2 separate regions of the Homo sapiens genome follow, and region 1 is linked to region 2. Evidence: read pairs that join two places in POLR2A ChIA-PET (ENCODE). Cell type or tissue: OCI-LY7. All regions are shown on one strand. Links, peaks and the distances in the headings refer to the core of each region. The heading gives the core; the rest is flanking DNA.

Region 1 (4,338 bases), core at 1-4,000, 61 kb after region 2:
TATACCCTATTTTTCTATTTTAAAGTTAAGTGCCTCACTTGCTGTCCATAGTTAGACAAAGAAAAACCAATTTCCACTGCACTAGTACCAAAATACTACTTTATACATTAGTTTTTCATAAAAGCTGCTGGAATGTCATGATTCAGTATTACCTAAATAGATTTCTGCTAAAATCCTCTCCCTCCTGTCTTTTTTAAGTTATGGAAAAACACAACTAAATTCATTTGATCATCAGCACTTGTTAGCAGGATTTCCTTTTTTACCTTTGCCTTGTTTCTTTAGCCCACAAATAGTACTCAGCATACTTTCATTAAAAATTTGGCACAATATGATAATTGTTAATATTCTGTTCTTCGTCTGTGTTTTATTTAACTTTTACTAGTGTTTAGAAGTGCAAGAATATTAAATAGCCCCTTCCTTAACTGTACATATTATCTTGAATGTAGATAAAATGAAAATACTGTAAATTAGAGTGTAGGAAAACTGGCATAGAGTTAATATATTTTAATGGGTTTACATTATACTTTAAAAGTAATTTATATAATTAAAATATTTGGTTTTAACTCTATGGGCTATTCTTTGGTTGGCTGAAGAGGGAATGGGTCTAGTAAGGTTTGGAAAGTTAAGCTTTGAACATGGTCTTTGTGTTTTTTTCCTAACAAGGAAAGGTTTAGTTCAGCTGTGCTATTTTAGTACACATCAGTTCTCTTGATTTATGGAAGATTCAGTTTATCAATTAAGAATTCCTGCAGAAGCACAGAATCATACCATGTAAGAGTTGGAAGGAAGCTTAAGAGATTTCTGTTCGAATCTCTTTGTTTCAAAGATGAAACTAAAGCACAGCATGTTAAATGACTTGTCTAAGTTATAGCTAGTTAGTAGTAAATAAACTGAAAACCTATATGCTACTGTAGTCCAAAATTTTATTATGTCCTCTTAATCTTTACATTTAGTGAGTCAGTAAGGAAATCTCTGCATATTTCTCATTCTCTTTGAAAGAGGAAAAAAACTTCTAAGAGAGCTACAACTCTATCACTCATGACAGAGTTGCTTGTAGAAAATAACTAATTCCTTCAGAACCCTGAGTGAATTTTTTCTAAGAAATGTGACTTGATTAAAATGGTTTCAAAAGAGCAATAGTGGAAATTAAAGTTTTAGAAAAGAGACCTGGCGTGGTGGTTGACAACTGTAATCCCAGTGCTTTGGGAGGCTGAGGCCAGAGGATCACTTGAGGCCAGGAGTTCAAGACCAGCCTGGACAACATAGCAAGACCCCCCTCTCTACAAAAAAAATTTTTTTCTGAAAAGAATAAGTACATTTTAGAGTCCATTTATTTGACGACAGGCAGTATGACAGGTTGCTGAGGTATATAAAATTTTCTAGAGAAATGCTGAGTTTGATGACATTTTATCTTCAGTTTTGTAGAACAGATGTTAAAATGTTAACTCTCCTGGTGTGCAGAAAGCTGTAATCATGACAGTTGATAATATGCAATTTAGTTTGATTTTATAGGTTTAATTATAAAAGGCTTCACAATATGCATGTTTTAGGAAAATGTTCATTTATTTAGTCATATAATCGTTTGTATATATGTAAATAACTTTATTCTGGAATAATGTGGGTGCCATCTTGAGCGTGTGTTTTTATCTGTTTTGGATTATTTTTTGTATACAAACACCATAATACTGTATTTTCCTGTTATCTACTTAAGTCTAGTTCTACTTTTTCCCAATAATTTCAGGAAAATACAAGCTTGAGATATTATACTATCTCCCTTGGTATTTTTTGTGTGCAAAGTCTTAGAATTGGATTTATAACATTGATAATAAAAATATAAAACGTTTTTCCTCGGGAGTTAAGATGGTAAAAAGAAAAAAATAGAATGAATATGATCATTTCTCCATCATAAAGGAAAGAAGAGACTTCATTGTGTGTGTGTTTTTTTTTTTTTTTTCGAGATAGAGTTTCACTGTTGTCACCCAGGCTGGTCTCAGCTCACTGCAACCTCCACTTCCTGGGTACAAGCGATTCTCCTGCCTCAGCTTCCTGTGTAGCTGGGATTACAGGTGTGCAACCACAAGGCTCGGCTAATTTTTTTGTATTTTTAGTAGAGATGGGGTTTCACCATGTTGGCCAGGCTGGTCTCGAACTCCTGACCTCAAGTGATCCACCCACCTCGGCCTCGCAAAGTGCTGAGATTACAGGTGTGAGCCACTGTGCCCAGCCGAGACTTCATTGTTTAATGTATATTTTTATTTTTTCCAAACACCAGCTCGAATCAGAGTATATTTTTATTTTGCCACATACCTTTAAAAGGTATTTATTGTGTCATAATGTTTTAAATGTTAAATATATGATACCCTCATTCATGAAGTGAAGCAGAAAGGGTCTGTAAGGAACATTCTAAACATTTTTAATGATATTGCTTTTACTGATCAAGCTTGTTGTGCCATATTAAAATTAAAAGTCAAATAAACAAAGCAGTCCTCACAGCCTTGGAAAGAAATAGATAATTGTCTTCTTAAGATGAGGTGCTTTTTATCTGTGGATGAATGGAAATCACACTGAATTTTAATTCTTATTTATTTTAGTGGATAGCAGGAATCACTCTGTAGTAGTTGTGTTCATTTTCTTTTCTTTTTCTTTTCTTTTTTTTGAGAGAGTCTCGCTCTGTCACCAGGCTGGAGTGCAGTGGCGTGATCTCGGCTCACTGCAACCTCCATCTCCTGGGTTCAAGTGATTCTCCTGCCTCATCCTCCCGAGTAGCTAAGACTACAGGCACACGCCACCATGCCCAGCTAATTTTTATATTTTTAGTAGAGATGGGGTTTCACCATGTTGGCCAGGATGGTCTCAATCTCTTGACCTCGTGATCCACCCAGTTTGGCCTCCCAAAGTGCTGGGATTACAGGCGTGAGCCACTACACCTGGCCTTGTTCATCTTCTAATTAAATATCTTTGAATGTTTTGTAATAATTTTAATGTTGACAATAAGAGTTTAAAAATAATTTGATTTTGGACTGTATTTAGATTTCTCTTTAATTTTGCTGTAGAAATAGTAAATGATTTAAAGTGGTTATGATGTGTTTTATGAAGGCTTACTATTTTATATTGTACTTATTTAATTTGTATTTGAGTCTGTCTAATTTTAAATAAAAGGTTTATACATTTGAGTGCTTCATCTGTTTATTTTAGTGATTAGTAGTAATGATTGTTATTCATTGTGCTTGTAATTAATGGATAAAGTTCAGAATAAATTGCAAATAGAACCCTACTAAGCAATGTCCAGAGTATTCTCATTATATAAGTGAATTTACAATAAAACAGCTTTTGCCTTATGAAAATGGATATGAAGTGGAAGGAATGCTAATTCAGTTTTATTCAGTATAGATTTCGTTACCTCTAGATACTCACTAGAATTCTCTAGACAGAGAAGAGCAGACATCCTTCAAAGAGCATAGATGACATCGTCCGGGGCTAGTGAAGGTAGTGAGTGTTGGGGGGTAAGTTGAGTAGAAGCCCTCTCATTTGACACTATTGGAACCTGTAGTTGGTTAGCGAATAAAAAAATTACAGCAGGGAGTCATAAAAGATTATATATATATGATATATATATGTATCTATGCATCATAAACTTTAAAATATTTTTATTGAAATATAATTGGCATATTTAAAGTGGACATTTAAAGGCATAATTATTTTTAATTTTTATTTCCTTTTTTAAAACTTTTAAGGCATATTTAAAGTTGCATATTTAAAGTGGACAATTTGGCTGGGCTTGATGGCTCATGCCTGTAATCCCAGCACTTTGGGAAGCCGAAGTGGGTGGATTACTTGAGGTCAAGAGTTTGAGACCAGCCTGGCCAACATGGCGAGACCCCATCTTTACTAAAAATACAAAAAGATTAGCCGGGCATTGGTGGTGGGTGCCTGTAATCCCAGCTACTTGGGAGGCTGAGGTAGGAGAATCGCTTGAACCCAGGAGGCGGAGGTTGCAGTGAACCAAGATTGCACCATTGTACTCCAGCCTGGGTGACAGAACGAAACTCCATCTCAAAAAAAGTACAAAAAAATAAAGCGGACAATTTGATAAATTTTGACACATTGTGCCCATAATACATCACAACAATCAAGATGGCAAACTTATCTATTCCAAGAGATTCCTCATTCCCTTCATGACACATCCTATTTTACCTGGTTTCTTTTACTTAGCATGATTATTTGAGATTCGTCTGATTGCTTTCTGAGTAGTATTTCATTGTATGTATTTGCCAAAATTTGTTTATCCATTAATCTGCTGATGGACATTTGGGTTATTGATACATTTTGGCTATTCGA
Region 2 (4,400 bases), core at 257-4,256:
AATATTGAACACTAGTTAATGAAATACATGCTGAAGTATTTAGGGAGAGATGTACTTGTCCACTAAAAACATCGTGGGCCCAGTGTGGTGCCTCACACTTCTAATCCCAGCAGTTTGGGAGGCTGAGGTGGGCGGATGGCTTGAGTCCAGGAGCTGGAGACCAGCCTGAGGAACATGATGAAACCTTATGTCTACAAAAAATACAAAAATTAGCCAGGTGTGGTAGTGTATACCTATAGTCCCAGCTACTTGGGAGGCTGAGGTGGGAGGATGGCTTGAGCCCAGAGGAGGAGGTTGCAGTGAGCCAAGATTGCAAGATCGTGCCACTGCACTCCAGCCTGGGTGACAGAGCCAGACCCTGTGTCAAAAAAAAAGCAAACAAACAAACAAAAAAAAACCCCATAATAGACTGATGGATGGATAGAGGGATACAAAAATTAGCTGAGTGTGGGCCGGGCGCGGTGGCTCATGCCTGTAATCCCAGCACTTTGGGAGGCCGAGGCAGGCGGATCACGAGGTCAGGAGATCGAGACCATCCTGGCTAACACAGTGACACCCCCATCTCTACTAAAAATATAAAAAATTAGCCAGGCGTGGTGGCGGGTGCCTGTAGTCCCGGCTACTCTGGAGGCTGAGGCAGGAGAATGGCGTGAACCCGGGAGATGGAGCTTGCGGAGCCGAGATTGCGCCACTGCACTCCAGCCTGGGCAACAGAGCGAGACTCCGTCTCAAAAAAAAAAAAAAAAAAAAAATTAGCTGGGTGTGATGGTGTGCTCCCTGTAGTCCTAGCTACTTAGGAGCCTGATTTGGGAGGATCACTTGAGCCCAGGAGGCAGAAGTTGCAGTGAGCCTTAATCACGCCACTGCACTCCAGCCTAGGTGATAGAGCCAGACCCTGTCTCCCCGATCGCCCCACAAAATAGAATCAAAGTGTAGGTAAATGAATGTTCATTGCACAATTATTTGAATTTTTATGTACGTTTGAAATTTTTCCTATTATTTAGGGAAAATAAAGGGAGACATCTTCTGGAAGAAATTGGTATTACTGATTGGCTCAGAAAGGCAAGCGCAAGAAAACTTTTTTTTTTTTTTTTGGTTTTTGTTGTTTTGAGACAGCGTCTCCCTCTGTTGCCCAGGCTGGAGTGCGGTGGAGAGATCACAGGACACTGCAGCCTCAAATTCTTGGGCTCAAGTGATCCTCCCACCTCAGCCTCTCAAGTAGCTGGGACTACAGGCATGTGCCTGGCTAATTATTTTTATTTTTTGTAGAGGTGAGGGTTTAGCTTTGTTGCTCAGGCTGGTTTCGAACTCCTGGCTTCAAGCGATCCTCCCACCTCAGCCTCCCAGTGTTGGGATTACAGATGTGAGCTACTGTGCCTGGCCAAAATATGGTTTAAAAATATGATTTGGTATGGAATGATTGCTTATTTTTTACATACCCCATTGGTTCTTTCTCCTGTGCCCAAGCTGAAAATCTTCCTTCTCTTCCACTAACTTCTTACTTAGATTTTACTTTCTGAATAAGAATCAGTAAACTTTTTCTGTAAATGGCCAGAGGGTAAATATTTTAGGTTCTATGGGCTAAGGGGCAAAATTGAAGATTTTATGTAGATACTTGTAGAAAAACAGGGAAAACTAATTTCCACAACATTTTCACTGATGAAATTCAAAATATAATAATATCGAGTACAAATTTTTGTAAATCAGGTATGCTAATCAGAAGAATGAAATTCTTTTTGTGGGGAGATGGAGAATAACATTTTTCTTAATTAGGTTTCAAAGTTCTTATTCCCTATCAAAATCTATTGCAAATGTTCATCTGTCAATCATGATCTGTAATGAAATTTTACAGATTTTATCTTTGAAAAATATATTTTCACACATGTAGGCACTGCCCAATATGATGTCAATCCAAGGGCATATGATTTAAATTAAGTATATTATGCTCTTGGAAAACAATTACAGAAACATATTATTCTCTTCATATCTGCCTTTTAGCATGTCAGATGAATCATTTCTAACTGATGGTTAGGTGGAAGCTCTTCAGTTGCACAGTTAAATGGATTTTGAAATATGGAAATTTCCTTTGTGTTTGCAGAGATCCGTAAAACACCACTAAAACTGTAGTTTGAGCTTGAAAAATATAACCACTGCAAACTTGTGTGAGGATAGAGAGCTTGCTTTTTGTTTTAACTTGTGACTCAAATAATGTTAGTTGTCAAAATGACTTCATCACAGTAAGTTTTGCATGTCAGTACTGTTTTGCTTTGTAATTTATGTTGACTTTATTAGGATGCATCATCAAATGATCAAAATTAGCAAACTAGCAAAAATGAATTTCAAAGTCATTCAGTCAGTGATGTAAAATAAATAAAATCCTGAGCCCTCTGCCAACTGCATGAACGTACCCTCATGGCCAAGGTGACCCCAGAAAAACCTTTAAAACAGAGTTCCTGATCATAACAGGACAGGAGGGCAGACATGCCTCATTAAACTCCCTCCCTTTTGAAGTTTAGACACAACAACCGACCAGCATTGATGTTAAAGAAGAGATATCAAGACTGACAGAAAGGACTTTTTGTGGCAAAAAGGTATCAAAAGATAAACAAGACCCAAGGCCATGCCAGGTAAGGGTTAAGTCATATACCCCTACACTTAAAGAATAAACTGTGTTCTAACTGCCCCAGGGTTTTCCTTTTTCTCTAACAGCTAAACCATCACTGGCCTACAGATAAGCAATATTAAAACAACTGTAGCTCACCATCAGACACTGAATAACTGATCCCCGTTCCACCAGCTTTGATTGGATAAGAGACTGATTTCAGTAACTTTCTCCTGATAAGAAGACCGCCAACCATGGACTGATTCTGGCAGGCTTTCAGAGGCTGCACACTTGCATGACTTCGTGTCTTGAAAAGAGCTTTTGACATATAGGACCTAATTATAATACATTTAAGTATTAAATATCCACTCCAAAGTGAACATCGGTAATATGTTACATGCATGTTTGTTCAATACCTATGTGTCAGGATCACCTTTATGAATATTCAGAGTTTCTCCAGTAACCTGTTGAATGTGTACGTTTAACCAAACTGTTCAGCATAAAGCTCCTACCCCAACCACTCCTCCTTTGAAGTGCCCGTCTCTAGTCTTTCTGGAGGCTATCCTTCTCAGCCTATGGGATGGACACCTTGCAGGCTGTAAACCTTTTTTTTTTTTGAGACGGAGTTTTGTTCTTGTCGCCCGGGCTGCAGTGCAATGGCACAATCTCAGCTCACTGCAACCTCCTCTTCCCAGTTTCAAGCGATTCTCCTGCCTCAGCCTCCTGAGTAGCTGGGATTACAGGCACCCGCCACCATGCCTGGCTAATTTTTTTTTTTTTTTTTGTATTTTTAGTAGAGAAGGGATTTCACCATGTTGGCCAGGCTGGTCTCAAACTCCTGACCTCAGGTGATCCGCCCGCTTTGGCCTCCCAAAGTGCTGTGATTACAGGCATAAGCCATCACACCTGGCTGGCTGTAAGCCTTTATAAAACATAAAATCTTCTTTCTAAATTTATAGGTCTCATGATTTGTAAAGGTAACAGTGGTTAAGAGAAATTCTTTTCATTTAGAAAAATTTCAATCTTGGCTCTCAAAAAACATCACAATAAAATGTTATCACTGCTAAGTCATCAAATGCTATGTGGCAGGGCAAGGTAGGATATTCTGCCATTTTGACCAAAAATTCATGGACTAACAACAGTTAAGTCCATGAGGATGAATGAATTGTATCATTGATACTGCAGATTCAATAATATCTGTACATGGTAAGTTCAAATGTTTTCCACAAACTGTTTTTTAATAATCAAATGATGTCATAACCATAGGATTTAAACACCTTATATTTTCATAAGCATTGTAAATCTGTCAAACTAAGCCTTTCTCTTTTTATATCATCAGTTGCAATATAGCAAAGCGATTCTACTTCAGGTGTACTTAATTAGTGTTTTTTCACCTTCGTTAAAAATATTCTCAGCTGTTTCATGCAGCTGTTTTGGAGCTAATTCTTCAGTCCATTCAATCATTGACTCCTTGAATATATAGGAACAAATGAGCAACATCAATAACACCTGTCAATTCAGTACAAGCTAAGGAAAACCATTCAAAATCACTTGCCTTGCTTTTTTTTTCTAATCAAAAAAAAATTTTTTTTTTCTAATCAAAAAAAATTTTTTTTTTAGAAATGGGATCTCCTGTGTTGCCTAGGCTGGATTTGAACTCCTGGGCTGACTCAGTTCCCTGAGTAGCTAGGACTACAGGCATAGGCCACCTCATGTGGCTAACTTGCCTTGTTTTACTATTGATGTTTGTGTCCTGTGTCCTTAACACTTTAAGCAGCTGTTCTCACCTAAAGGCTAA

Evidence for each region. Peaks named below come from ENCODE experiments on the same cell type or tissue, not always from the same donor. Only the 100,000 strongest peaks of a DNase experiment are listed, where the experiment ranks them.
Region 1: POLR2A ChIA-PET joins it to region 2 with 17 read pairs; 5 of 35 experiments call an interaction of 5 or more read pairs at or near these places.

The regions. Positions count from the first base shown.
Region 1 is chr3:101,767,390-101,771,727 of GRCh38, forward strand. It overlaps CEP97 (centrosomal protein 97), which reads left to right. Exons shown (of 11, transcript NM_024548.4): 11 at 1-3,173. Among named protein-coding and RNA genes, the nearest start is that of NXPE3, 9.7 kb to the right of the region's middle. RefSeq lists an enhancer at 2,160-2,239. In OCI-LY7, for the core only: no CTCF peak of the experiment used is centred there; a DNase peak (open chromatin) is centred at 2,052; H3K4me3 peaks cover 862 bases; H3K27ac peaks cover 2,899 bases.
Region 2 is chr3:101,706,493-101,710,892 of GRCh38, forward strand. It overlaps LOC124909402 (a long non-coding RNA gene), which reads left to right and starts at 829. Exons shown (of 2, transcript XR_007095987.1): 1 at 829-2,627; 2 at 2,710-2,982. In OCI-LY7, for the core only: CTCF peaks have their summits at 1,020 and 1,226; no DNase peak of the experiment used is centred there.